3 separate regions of the Homo sapiens genome follow, and all the other regions are linked to region 1. A link is an interaction called in ENCODE POLR2A ChIA-PET data of the cell type or tissue named here. Cell type or tissue: HepG2. All regions are shown on one strand.

Region 1 (4,000 bases):
ACATAGGCATGGGAAAAGATTTCATGACAAAAACATTGAAAGTAATTGCAACAAAAGCAAAAATTGACAAATAGGATCTAATTTAAAGAGCTTCTGTACAGCAAAAGAAACTGTCATCACAGTAAACAAATGACCTATAGAATGGGAGAAAATTTTTGCAATCTATCCATCTGAAAAAGGTCTAATATCCAGAATCTACAAAGAACTTAAACAAATTTACAAGAAAAAAACAATCAACCCCATTATAAAGTGGGCAAACGACATGAACAGGCACTTCTCAAAAGAGGACATTTATGCGGCCAACAAACATATAAAAAAATGCTCCACATCACCAATCATTAGGGATATGCAAATCAAAACCACAATGAGATACCATCTCATGCCAGTCAGAATGGAGATTTTTAAATTTCAAGAAACAACAGATGCTGATGAGGCTGTGGAGAAATAAGAACACTTTTACACTGTTGATGGGAACGTAAATTAGTTCAACCATTGTGGAAGACAGTGTGGCAATCCCTCAAGGACCCAGAAATACCATTTGACCCAGCAATCCCATTACTAGGTATAGTCCCAAAGGAATGTAAATCATTCTATTATGAAGATACTTGCACATGTATGTTCATTGCAGCACTATTCACAATAGCAAAGACGTGGAATCAACCCAAATGCCCATCAATGACAGACTGGATAAAGACAATGTGGTACATATACACCATGGAATACTATGCGGCCATAAAAAGGACTGAGAACATGCCCTTTGTATGGACATGGATGGAGCTGGAAGCCATTATCCTCAGCAAACTAATGTGGGAACAGAAAACCAAACACTGCATGTTCTCACTTATAAGTTCTCACTTATGAGAGTTCAACAATGAGAACACATGGGCACAGAGAGGGAAACACACACACTGGGGCCTGTCAGAGATGTGTTGGGGAAGGAAGAGTATCAGGATAAATAGCTAATGCATGCTGGACTTTATACCTAGGTGATGGGTTGGTAGGTCCAGCAAACCACCATGGCACACGTTTACCTATGTAACTGCACAAGTATCTCAGAACTTAAAATGAAAGAAAATAATTTAGAAATAAATAAATAAATGTCATTTCTGAGTAGTGGAGATAGGCAAGGAAGCATTTAGGTAAGGGGTTAATTTTTATGTTTACTTTATGCATTTCCAAAGTGTTTGAAATTTTTTAGCAAGCAAGCACAACTTTTGTTTGCAGGAAGCATATTAAGAGACAAGAGCAGAGAAGCAGTGGGGCAGGGTTTGGGGCTGAATGTACCCTTCACTGTCAGAGAGGAAACAAGATTCTGGCCTGGATGCATGCATCCCCTTGTCTGGTTTGTGCTAGCCCATGGGCACTCTGCACTGACCAGCTTGCCTCGGCTGTTGGAGACTCCACCTGAAGAAGGCAGGAGGGAGCAGTGGCACAGTTACTGGCTTGGGCTATGGAGTCAGACAGACCTGCGTCTGAAGCCTAGTCCATGACTTGCTCACTTGTCAGTCTTCTTGAGTCATAGTTTGTTCTTTTATGAAATAACACCTACCCCTCAAACTGAGTAATAAATGAGATGTGCTGTGGGAGGTACCTGGTATAATAGCATGTGCTTAGTAGAGGGTAGAGGAAGAAGAAGTCGGATAGGACAAATTACTGTTAACCTTGAGGAGTGCACCTACGGGGTGGTCACTGGCATTTTAAATGCCACCATTGGTGCCTTATTCCTTTTTTCTTGTTTTTCTTCAATTTAGTAGCCCAAATCAACCCACACTGTGCACCTGGTAAAGGAGGCAAGCAGAACACACGAACAGGAGTGAGCTATGTGCCCTGTTCTCAAAAGGTGGAAGCTCCCAATGGGTGTACAAGTATGTGTGTTACAGATGGGAGGGAGGGCATCAAATACACACAAGTCGTAATGCTGCATTGTGCTGTTCTCAGTGTGGTCGTGGGTTTGCAGTTCTTACCATGGTTAAGGGAAAAGTGGAGTAGAGTGGGGAAAGAGGCAGAACTTTATTTAGGAAGATGGGGGTTCATGGTAAGTAATCAGAAAAGAAATTAACTTGCAAAACAGATGGCACAAAAATCCCGCTCTGAGTTTGAGTAGAGGGCAAAATGGGAGAATGGAAGGAGATGGTGAAGAAGGCACGCTGCTGCTGAAACGTGCTTTGGGCTTAGTGAGAATGAACACTCCCACTTCTGGGAATTGAGCCTTGGGCAGAGCATGCACAGAAGCAAAGCTGGAAGGCAGAGGAAATCTGGGCCACCCACGCCCACACCTGCCCTGACCTCTCACCCTGAAGCCTCAGGAAAGGGAAAATCGATGTGCTCCCGAAGTGCAGGAGCCCTGGGTTTGGGACTGGAATTTGACCCATGCGGAGTGTTTACTGATCTGGAGACGGATAGGCTCAAATGAGCTCATCTTTATCTTGAGAGGAAATTAGGCAGCCCAGACCCAGACAAAGCCATGTTTTATTCAATGAAAATTTACCACCACCCCACCCTCCCAATGCACACAATATTACATGAAACATCTGCCTAAGTAACCTAGTCTCCAAAGGTTGGTTCTGAAAGATCAACAAATAGAGACTTAGGAGCTTAGAGAAAAACGAAAAAAAAAAAAGTTATTTCAGAATATCTTACATTTACCCCTCATGCTGATCTGTATCCTCTTTTTTTCACAGTTTGCAAATATTGACTAAGTTCAAGGGCAGTGGTTTAAGGTCTAACTTCAGAGTTAGCATGAGGTGACATACTTAAGATGGTGCAATCCTGTCCTAATGAAGAACATGTTAGATCCCAAGGTTGGTTTATGGGCAGTTCTTGTTCTTGTCCCAGTTGATATTTGTTTTATCAAGTCAGGAACTATTTTTGTCATCATTGTTAATCTTCCTCTTGCCAGATCTGTTTTGGCCGAGGGCATGCACTTGAGGTATGTTAGAAGAATGGAGTGCAGTATTGTGGGAAAGAATTATCACTAATTCTGTCTGCCTACAGCTTCCTCGGCCCTGTTCATCTGATCTCAATTCCCTAAACAAAATTGTAGATGGAAAGTCCTGCAAGTCCATGACCTGGTTCCAGAAAGTAGATTTTTGAGCTGAAAGAGCAAGATCGCAGCATTCCCATGATGACAATAGGTCTTTGTTATGTTGGAAAGAATTTTGACTTGTCCATCAGGGGAGATCTTGACAGAATATTTTGCCAATAAAGAAGTCTACCACTAAATGGGTAGGTCCAACTCCATTAGGCTCATCTTTGGCCTCAATGTTATGCAGATTTTTGCCTCAAGGATTCCTGAGACCTGGCCTAAGATGTCTGGTAGTTCTAGCTGGAACCAGAATCAGCTGGCATTTCTGACCCATGGGCTTTGGAAGAACACAGATCCTGGCTCAAATCTTAATGTCTCCGAGCCTCAGTTTCTTCATGTATGAATACAGTCGTGACAATGTTCTCCTTGCAAGCTTGTTATGAGGATTAAATGTGGTATTGTATCTGAAATCACTTAACACAGTGCCTGTTGCTTAAAATGGGATTAATATGTTCTAGTGTCCTTCCTTCCGCTCAGCCACTCCAGCTGCTGGTGTATCCCCTTTCTCTGCTGCATACATTTGACATAGTGGAACAAGGCCAGTAATGCTTGAGGGGATACCATCCTAGTTACAATGAATAGAGAAAAGGAAAGGTTCAACAATGTTCAGAACACCAATATTCACTTTAAACTTGTCTAAGCATAAATTATAGGCGCTCTGCTGACATTTGAAAGAATGGAAATATATAAATAAATGTATAGTTGTGTGACTGCTTCCTAGACCTGGACACAGCTTCACCCCTAAAAGAAAATCTCCATGTGGAGACCTTTGGGGAGAATTTTAATCTAAAAATCCTAGAGATTATCACAATATTCTTTTGAGTATTAATAAAAGGACTTAGTTACCCAATGAACTGATGAGTCCCCGGATAATTTGTTCAAAGGAGAGGTGATATTCTTTTAGCCTCATAGCAG
Region 2 (4,000 bases), 53 kb before region 1:
TTTATACTGTGTTTCCAAGAAACAATGGAAGTTCATATACAAAGAAATATTTCCCTTTCTCACACATTTGATGGACATTATTTTCTTTCTTCTTTATATATCTTCTTTCAGTTTTTTCTGTTTTTTTTTTTCCTTTAATTTGGCACAGGAAATAAGGTTCACAAATCCTGTATGTTAAAGAGTTTCTTTGGGCATTGGACATATTATTTTGGCAGATTTAAACAGAAGGAAACTAGTCCTGAAGATATATTTATCTTTATCTCGGTCAATAACTTATTATTCCTCATATTGATTTCTAAAATGTGGTAACATCCTTGTTTTGCAGTGAATCCAACTTTGTAATAATTTGTCATTAAAAGGACATTATGAAAATGTATAAATATTCTTATAGTTACATTAAGATATATCAACAGATATCATCTTCACCTATGATTTTACAAGTAAAAAATGCATAGCTAAGCTAAATAAGCAGACTTATAAAATGACTATTGTGCATTTATTTCAATGCTAAACTGACCATTTATGTTTGAAAGATGCTGCTGCTAAGGGTGTTCTCCTTCCCATTTTACATATGACAAAAATATTGTAAAATTCAAGAATAAAAGCTCTCTATTATATATTTGCATTTATTTTAGAGTCCTTTTCCTTTAATAGCGTTAAAACCACACTAATTGTAATGCAGAAATGCAATTTTTCATGTGAATTTCTCATAGTCTCAAAATTTAACCTTATTTCTTAAGTATAGAGCAGTTTCATCTTCCTTATAATATGAATCTCAATGCCCAAAATTTAATCAATTGGTTGTCAGAGGCTGTGTTCTTATAATCTACTGTTTCTTCTGAAGATAAACAGTATCATTTTAGGCATTTGTGAGAGAGAATCATATTACTGGTGCTTAAGCAGTTTTTGCTTAATTTTTTTTTAATCTTAATCCATCTTAAACCAGTGGAGCAGAAATATTTAAAAATGTTTCATTTCAAGCAGAGTGCATAATAAATTGCAATAATTGTAATGTGCCATAAATCCCAGAGCCTATGCATTTTGCATTTGATTCAGGATTGAGGTCAGGAAATTTGGAGAAATTTAAAGAAAATGATTCATCAGTCCTTTTGTTCTGTTGGCCAGGGTCCCGGGATTCTTGAGCTGTGCCCAGCTGACGAGCTTTTGAAGATGGCACAATAACCGTCCAGTGATGCCTGACCATGACAGCACAGCCCTCTTAAGCCGGCAAACCAAGAGGAGAAGAGTTGACATTGGAGTGAAAAGGACGGTAGGGACAGCATCTGCATTTTTTGCTAAGGCAAGAGCAACGTTTTTTAGTGCCATGAATCCCCAAGGTTCTGAGCAGGATGTTGAGTATTCAGTGGTGCAGCATGCAGATGGGGAAAAGTCAAATGTACTCCGCAAGCTGCTGAAGAGGGCGAACTCGTATGAAGATGCCATGATGCCTTTTCCAGGAGCAACCATAATTTCCCAGCTGTTGAAAAATAACATGAACAAAAATGGTGGCACGGAGCCCAGTTTCCAAGCCAGCGGTCTCTCTAGTACAGGCTCCGAAGTACATCAGGAGGATATATGCAGCAACTCTTCAAGAGACAGCCCCCCAGAGTGTCTTTCCCCTTTTGGCAGGCCTACTATGAGCCAGTTTGATATGGATCGCTTATGTGATGAGCACCTGAGAGCAAAGCGCGCCCGGGTTGAGAATATAATTCGGGGTATGAGCCATTCCCCCAGTGTGGCATTAAGGGGCAATGAAAATGAAAGAGAGATGGCCCCGCAGTCTGTGAGTCCCCGAGAAAGTTACAGAGAAAACAAACGCAAGCAAAAGCTTCCCCAGCAGCAGCAACAGAGTTTCCAGCAGCTGGTTTCAGCCCGAAAAGAACAGAAGCGAGAGGAGCGCCGACAGCTGAAACAGCAGCTGGAGGACATGCAGAAACAGCTGCGCCAGCTGCAGGAAAAGTTCTACCAAATCTATGACAGCACTGATTCGGAAAATGATGAAGATGGTAACCTGTCTGAAGACAGCATGCGCTCGGAGATCCTGGATGCCAGGGCCCAGGACTCTGTCGGAAGGTCAGATAATGAGATGTGCGAGCTAGACCCAGGACAGTTTATTGACCGAGCTCGAGCCCTGATCAGAGAGCAGGAAATGGCTGAAAACAAGCCGAAGCGAGAAGGCAACAACAAAGAAAGAGACCATGGGCCAAACTCCTTACAACCGGAAGGCAAACATTTGGCTGAGACCTTGAAACAGGAACTGAACACTGCCATGTCGCAAGTTGTGGACACTGTGGTCAAAGTCTTTTCGGCCAAGCCCTCCCGCCAGGTTCCTCAGGTCTTCCCACCTCTCCAGATCCCCCAGGCCAGATTTGCAGTCAATGGGGAAAACCACAATTTCCACACCGCCAACCAGCGCCTGCAGTGCTTTGGCGACGTCATCATTCCGAACCCCCTGGACACCTTTGGCAATGTGCAGATGGCCAGTTCCACTGACCAGACAGAAGCACTGCCCCTGGTTGTCCGCAAAAACTCCTCTGACCAGTCTGCCTCCGGCCCTGCCGCTGGCGGCCACCACCAGCCCCTGCACCAGTCGCCTCTCTCTGCCACCACGGGCTTCACCACGTCCACCTTCCGCCACCCCTTCCCCCTTCCCTTGATGGCCTATCCATTTCAGAGCCCATTAGGTGCTCCCTCCGGCTCCTTCTCTGGAAAAGACAGAGCCTCTCCTGAATCCTTAGACTTAACTAGGGATACCACGAGTCTGAGGACCAAGATGTCATCTCACCACCTGAGCCACCACCCTTGTTCACCAGCACACCCGCCCAGCACCGCCGAAGGGCTCTCCTTGTCGCTCATAAAGTCCGAGTGCGGCGATCTTCAAGATATGTCTGAAATATCACCTTATTCGGGAAGTGCAATATCCTTTTATTTTCCCCTCGAGGAAAAAACAAACCAAAAAAGGTTTCCCAAAAGGTTGGGTTTACACAATATCTAGAGTAATGTAGATTAGTATCTTCTTAAGAAGGCAACCTTTCCCATTATTCAAAGGAATAGGCTTTTATCAGCATGCGTGTGCCATTCCTGATTGCAGAAAAGCTTAAAACTAAGCCAACATCTTTGCAGCTTCCACAAGTTGTTCACTGCCTTGAGGAGCTCCTATTTAATATGTGCTTTCTCAGCAGTGTTTTTTTTCTGCTGTTCTTCCTGCATTATCTTCTTATCCCTATCTCTTAAAAAAAATAAAGAAGTAGATTTAGAGATGAGAAAACAGTCTCATTGTAAATACTGATTGAATTCTCTCAGATATTTTTTAAAGATGGTAAGTTTAATAGAATAAGGAGAAAAGTCAGTTTTCAGATCCCTAAGATCCCATAAGAAGAATTCTCAGTGTAAACCATCTGCAAGGCTTCTGGTCCGTTTAAAGACAGCCCGATGAAATCTTAGGAAGAGCGCTTTACAAGTGGGAGGTTGAGGAGGAAGAAAAATGGATGTGGGTGGGGAGTTAGTCTCTCTTTCATCTTTAAGTGAGACTTTTTTTTTTAAGGAAATATACAGGTACTGATTTATTCAGACAGCATCGGTCTCTCTCCCGTTCACCCAAGGTCTGTTCTTTGGGTCTGGTGCAGCTGCCTCTATGCATGATTAACCTCTGTTCAGCCATACACAGAAATCTTTTGTCCCAACATACACAAAGCAAATTATTTTGGAAAGCGAGAGAGCACAATTAAATATAAAACTCAGCTGTATTCGACTTAAAAATGGCTCTTTTTATGATTCTTTTAAATTCTGAAACTGACGTTTATGTAGAGATAACAGTTATATTTTTTTATTAGGCCTATCCCGAACTCCAGCTATTTTTAACTGAAGATTTTTTTTTCTCTCTGTATATCGGTTCTTTCTGTAAATTTTTTAAAAATCTTGTGGTCGTTGGTCTTTTGGGAGTAGTAAAATAGTAGCATTTGGGGGCAGGTGGAGGCATGTTTCTTATATAATAAACAGA
Region 3 (4,000 bases), 72 kb before region 1:
AAGTATAGCTGAATGAACCATCTTCCACATGCAGGAAGAGTGCCCCCACAGCCAAACGATCTTTGTTCTTTAGTCCTGGGATAGAGATGGATTCATATCATACCACACTCTTGTACTCTATTTCTCTTTCTAAAAGAATGTCTTTTTCAAGTGATTTAAACATAAGATTAGGAGCAAAGTTCATTGATTGTCATAGGGTCATGACCTACAACTTGACCTTAGGAAACACTTAAACCACACTGATTATACAGATTTTTCTCATCTAATGGTATAATATCTATAACTACATGCATCTGGTAACATACTAAATGCTGTCTAGAACAACAAAGCAAAGCAAACCAAAAGCCCACAATTTAAATTAAAAAAAAAAAAAGATCTAAGCCCACCTTCGTAAACATGTGCTTCTGTAAGAAGTTAAAAAAAAAAAAAAAGAAAGAAAAGGAAAAGAAAAAAGATCCACCAGAAGTACCAAAATCAAATATTTATTAGTCTTTTAATTTTCTACTTATTTGAAATTCAAAAATAATTTTCATGCTTTGATAGGAATGTGCGGTTGTTTATCATTTCAAAAGCACTTCTCCTTTTATCACGAATCGAAGAAGAACTAACATTGAGAAACAAGGAACCAGAATATTTAGAGATGCTGGGAATAAACTACAAACTAACATGGTCAAGGGAGAGAAAATATGATCCTCTCAGAAGAATAATGTAACAACAATCAGAGCACATCTGGGATTTGATTCAAACCAACCTGGAACCAGATTGGATCTCCAAGCTGTTCTGTGTATACACACACACACACACACACACACACACAGACACACACGCTGAGATTTCCAAAAGTGAAATTTCCAGAAGTTATCCTACAGAGTTAACCCCAGAAAGGACTTCACTGGCAGACACAGGCATAACTTTACTCCTTTTGTGATGACCCATGAGTGGGGTCTATGGCAGTCTGAATAGATGGGCCTTTCTGTTGAAAGATTCTGCCTAATCCTTCCCACCAAAGCAGGGTTCTAAAGGTGTCAGCAGGATTTGGCTGACTGGATCGTTAATGGAGCTATGGTTAATTATTGACTGATTAGGGATTTACCTTATCTTTCCGTCAGGAGCTGGCTCAAGACTTAACGGTAAGCAATTTAGAGCCAGGGTGAACCTACACACATGCCTTTTTCTTCTTTTCCTTTGGGTCACTTTAGCTTGCCCCTCCCCATAATTCACATTCAGGACAGAATGGCCAGTCCTTACAAGGCGTGGGAGTCCTCAAGAGCACCGAAAATGAGAGGGGCCAGGTCCACGTGACAAGTGTCCAGAGACAGAGGCTTAGAGAAATGTGCCTTTTGCAAAACAGTGTTTATGTGTAAAGGTTTTCCAGTTAAGTCCCTGGGAGAAAAAAAAAAAAAAGCACTTGCTTTTTGTCTCTAAAAGGTCTGGTGATGCCCGTGGGTGAGAATCCACCCCGCACTCCCCAAGGCCCCTTGGCAAAGCCAGGGAATGAGTACAGGCAGCTCAGGCCCAGCTGCCCCAGATAAGAGGTGGCCCGTGTTAATGCACAGGCTTCCTCTGCACCTCAGCAGGGCCTTCCTTTTCTAAACAGTCTCCCTTTAATGTTGGCGAATGTTGTTTTTCCATTGACTCAACATCTCGCCTGGTGGTAAGCCAGTGAGGAAAGTTGCAGCGGGGGAGGGGGAAAGTGGGAGAGAGTGATGCCAAAGCAAAAGAGCGGGACGGTCAGCCAGGTTTCCAAACAAGCTAGACACCTGCTTTGGAAAGACAGTGACCAAGCCTAGACTTCTGGCTTCCTCTTCACTTTGATCAGCCTTTTGTTCCCTGCGGGTCTGTGATGGGCTCCCTGCCCCTCCCCTCACCACTGCCCCCTTCACTGGGAGCTACTTCAACTTAGAAACCATCAAAAATTCATAGCTTTTCTCTATGAATGTAACTGTCTTATCTGAAGAAAAGGGAAAACAGTTATTGGAATGCATGAAAGAAGAGAAAGGAATTCTAAGGAAGAGAAGATGGAAGGAAAGTAAGTGAGAAGAGGAAAATTGGAGAGAAAAATAAAGAAAGGGGAAAAGAGAATAGAGGAATAGAAATTAAAGGCAAAAAGAAAAGAATAAAAGGATAGAACAAAAAATAAAGAAAAGGGAGGAGGGCAAAGGAGAAGGACGGCAGAAAAGTGAAATCCAAAAAGGGAGCTTTTCTCCCAGAAGCTCAGTTTCTCAAGCCACAGGACCGTTCCGGGGCTGAGTATGAAGAACAAGGGCTTCTCTGGGCTACCCCAGGTCAAGGGGCATTTTCAAAACCAAATCTTGATTAGAGCCAGCTAAATGTTTTGACTTGAAGGAGACACTGAGGATTATAAAGCAAAATAGAGCAGCATGAGTAAGAAAGAAACAGGAAAAGAAAGAAAATTTTTTTACAAAAACTCATGGGGACACAAAGGGAATGATAGAAAACACTTCTGAATCAGCTAGTCATCTACTAACAAGCTGTAAAGATCTCCAATGACAAGTTGTCACATTAGTTTAGTGAAACTGAAGCAGTACTTATCCCCTTTCCTGTGCTTAATCTCTCCCTGCGTGCCACAAAAACATGCTACCACGTTTAATAGGATTAGTTTCGTTCACTTTCTCCCCCCACCCCTTTTATTTTTTACAATTCTATTTTCAGCAATACAGGGATCCTTGAATTCATCGACTTCCTGTGGTGCACAGTAAACCTGGCATACATGATTTTTACCCTTTAAATACTTTATTTTGAATGTGAAAAATGTAATTTATTTCCTATCTTCCCCCCAATAGCCATAGCTTGGGGTGTGGGGGCAGGTGTTGATGGTAAAAGGGTCAAGACAAAAACAGGGTTATGGAAAAGGGCTGACACAGCCCAATCCCTGCAGAAGCTACTGCCCTAAGCGAAATTGCTCTAGCTCAGACTACAGGCAGACCCGGATTCCAATTCTGGCTGTGCCACTTACTGGCCTTGCGGCCTTGAGCAAGTGGTGAAGCCTTCCCCAGTCTCAGTTCCCTCATTCAAACATGGCGATAATTCATCTCTTGGCTGTTGGGAGAATTACGCATACTATACTTTATTTCCTCACTTCTAAGATTCACTTTTTCTCATATCTTATGTTCCTAAAATCAGTGTCTCACAATCCATTGTGCATTTAAGATCCTCGTATTTTCCTTTTCTCCTAAAGGCCATCTTTAAATGGTGTGTCTTATAATCTACGACATTTTGGAATCAAGAAACGGGAATTTTGGGGTGTAAAGCACCTGTCCCAGTCCTGAGGCGTAGCAGTGCTCAGCAAGTGCTGGGAGTATCCATCGCCGCCCATTTTCACTATGCCTGCTGACTCCTTGCCGCATTCCCACGGAAAGATCACTTTGGAATAGGAGAGAAGAAGGTGTTGACACTTTTGCCCCTCGTCCAGATCCTTCTAGACTAGAGTTTCTAATTGAGGTTTCCGAGATCTGCCTAAATCAAACACCGATCATAACTGCCCATATTGGGTCAGAACCAAAATCCTTCGGTCCACTCTGCTCCCTCAAAGGGTCACCAACTGTCGTGCTTAGCAGTGTCTTGCAAACAGTAATTATCCGATGAATTGAATTATTCTGTTTTCTTTGAGTCCACTTTGGGTTAAGCACCCCCTCCCGCTCTCCCCAGCACCGCCATCAGAAGATTAGCAATGGAGAGAGAAGGGGATGAACTCGCCTGATGGTGGTGGGAAAAGGACGGTGGGGCAGGGAACAGGGACCCAGAGGAGTGAAAGGAGCAGCAGGGCCTAGGGAGGGGACGGAGGAAGATGGAGCTGGGAGGAAGTAGGAAGCTAGCGTGAGGGGCGCTGTCGAGGCGCTGAAGGGGGGCACACACCGAGGCGCAGCCCGCACCCCCAGTAGGCTGAGAGGGCGCCGGGGACCCGCACTGAGAGTCAAGGCAGCCCCGCTTCCCTACCCATAGCGCCCCCCGGGAGATAGTCCGGGACGCAGGGCCCCCG

What was found. Peaks named below come from ENCODE experiments on the same cell type or tissue, not always from the same donor. Only the 100,000 strongest peaks of a DNase experiment are listed, where the experiment ranks them.
Region 2: POLR2A ChIA-PET joins it to region 1 with 6 read pairs; 3 of 35 experiments call an interaction of 5 or more read pairs at or near these places.
Region 3: POLR2A ChIA-PET joins it to region 1 with 8 read pairs; 3 of 35 experiments call an interaction of 5 or more read pairs at or near these places.

The regions. Positions count from the first base shown.
Region 1 is chr1:214,048,402-214,052,401 of GRCh38, forward strand. No RefSeq gene overlaps it. Among named protein-coding and RNA genes, the nearest start is that of LINC02775, 62 kb to the right of the region's middle. In HepG2, no CTCF peak of the experiment used is centred here; DNase peaks (open chromatin) are centred at 1,250 and 2,440; H3K4me3 peaks cover 407 bases.
Region 2 is chr1:213,995,344-213,999,343 of GRCh38, forward strand. It overlaps PROX1 (prospero homeobox 1), which reads left to right. Exons shown (of 5, transcript NM_001270616.2): 2 at 1,126-2,917. The coding sequence starts at 1,193. Among named protein-coding and RNA genes, the nearest start is that of PROX1, 9.4 kb to the left of the region's middle. In HepG2, no CTCF peak of the experiment used is centred here; no DNase peak of the experiment used is centred here.
Region 3 is chr1:213,976,036-213,980,035 of GRCh38, forward strand. The region is part of intron 1 of PROX1-AS1 (PROX1 antisense RNA 1); the gene reads right to left. Among named protein-coding and RNA genes, the nearest start is that of PROX1-AS1, 8.1 kb to the right of the region's middle. In HepG2, no CTCF peak of the experiment used is centred here; DNase peaks (open chromatin) are centred at 1,066 and 1,673.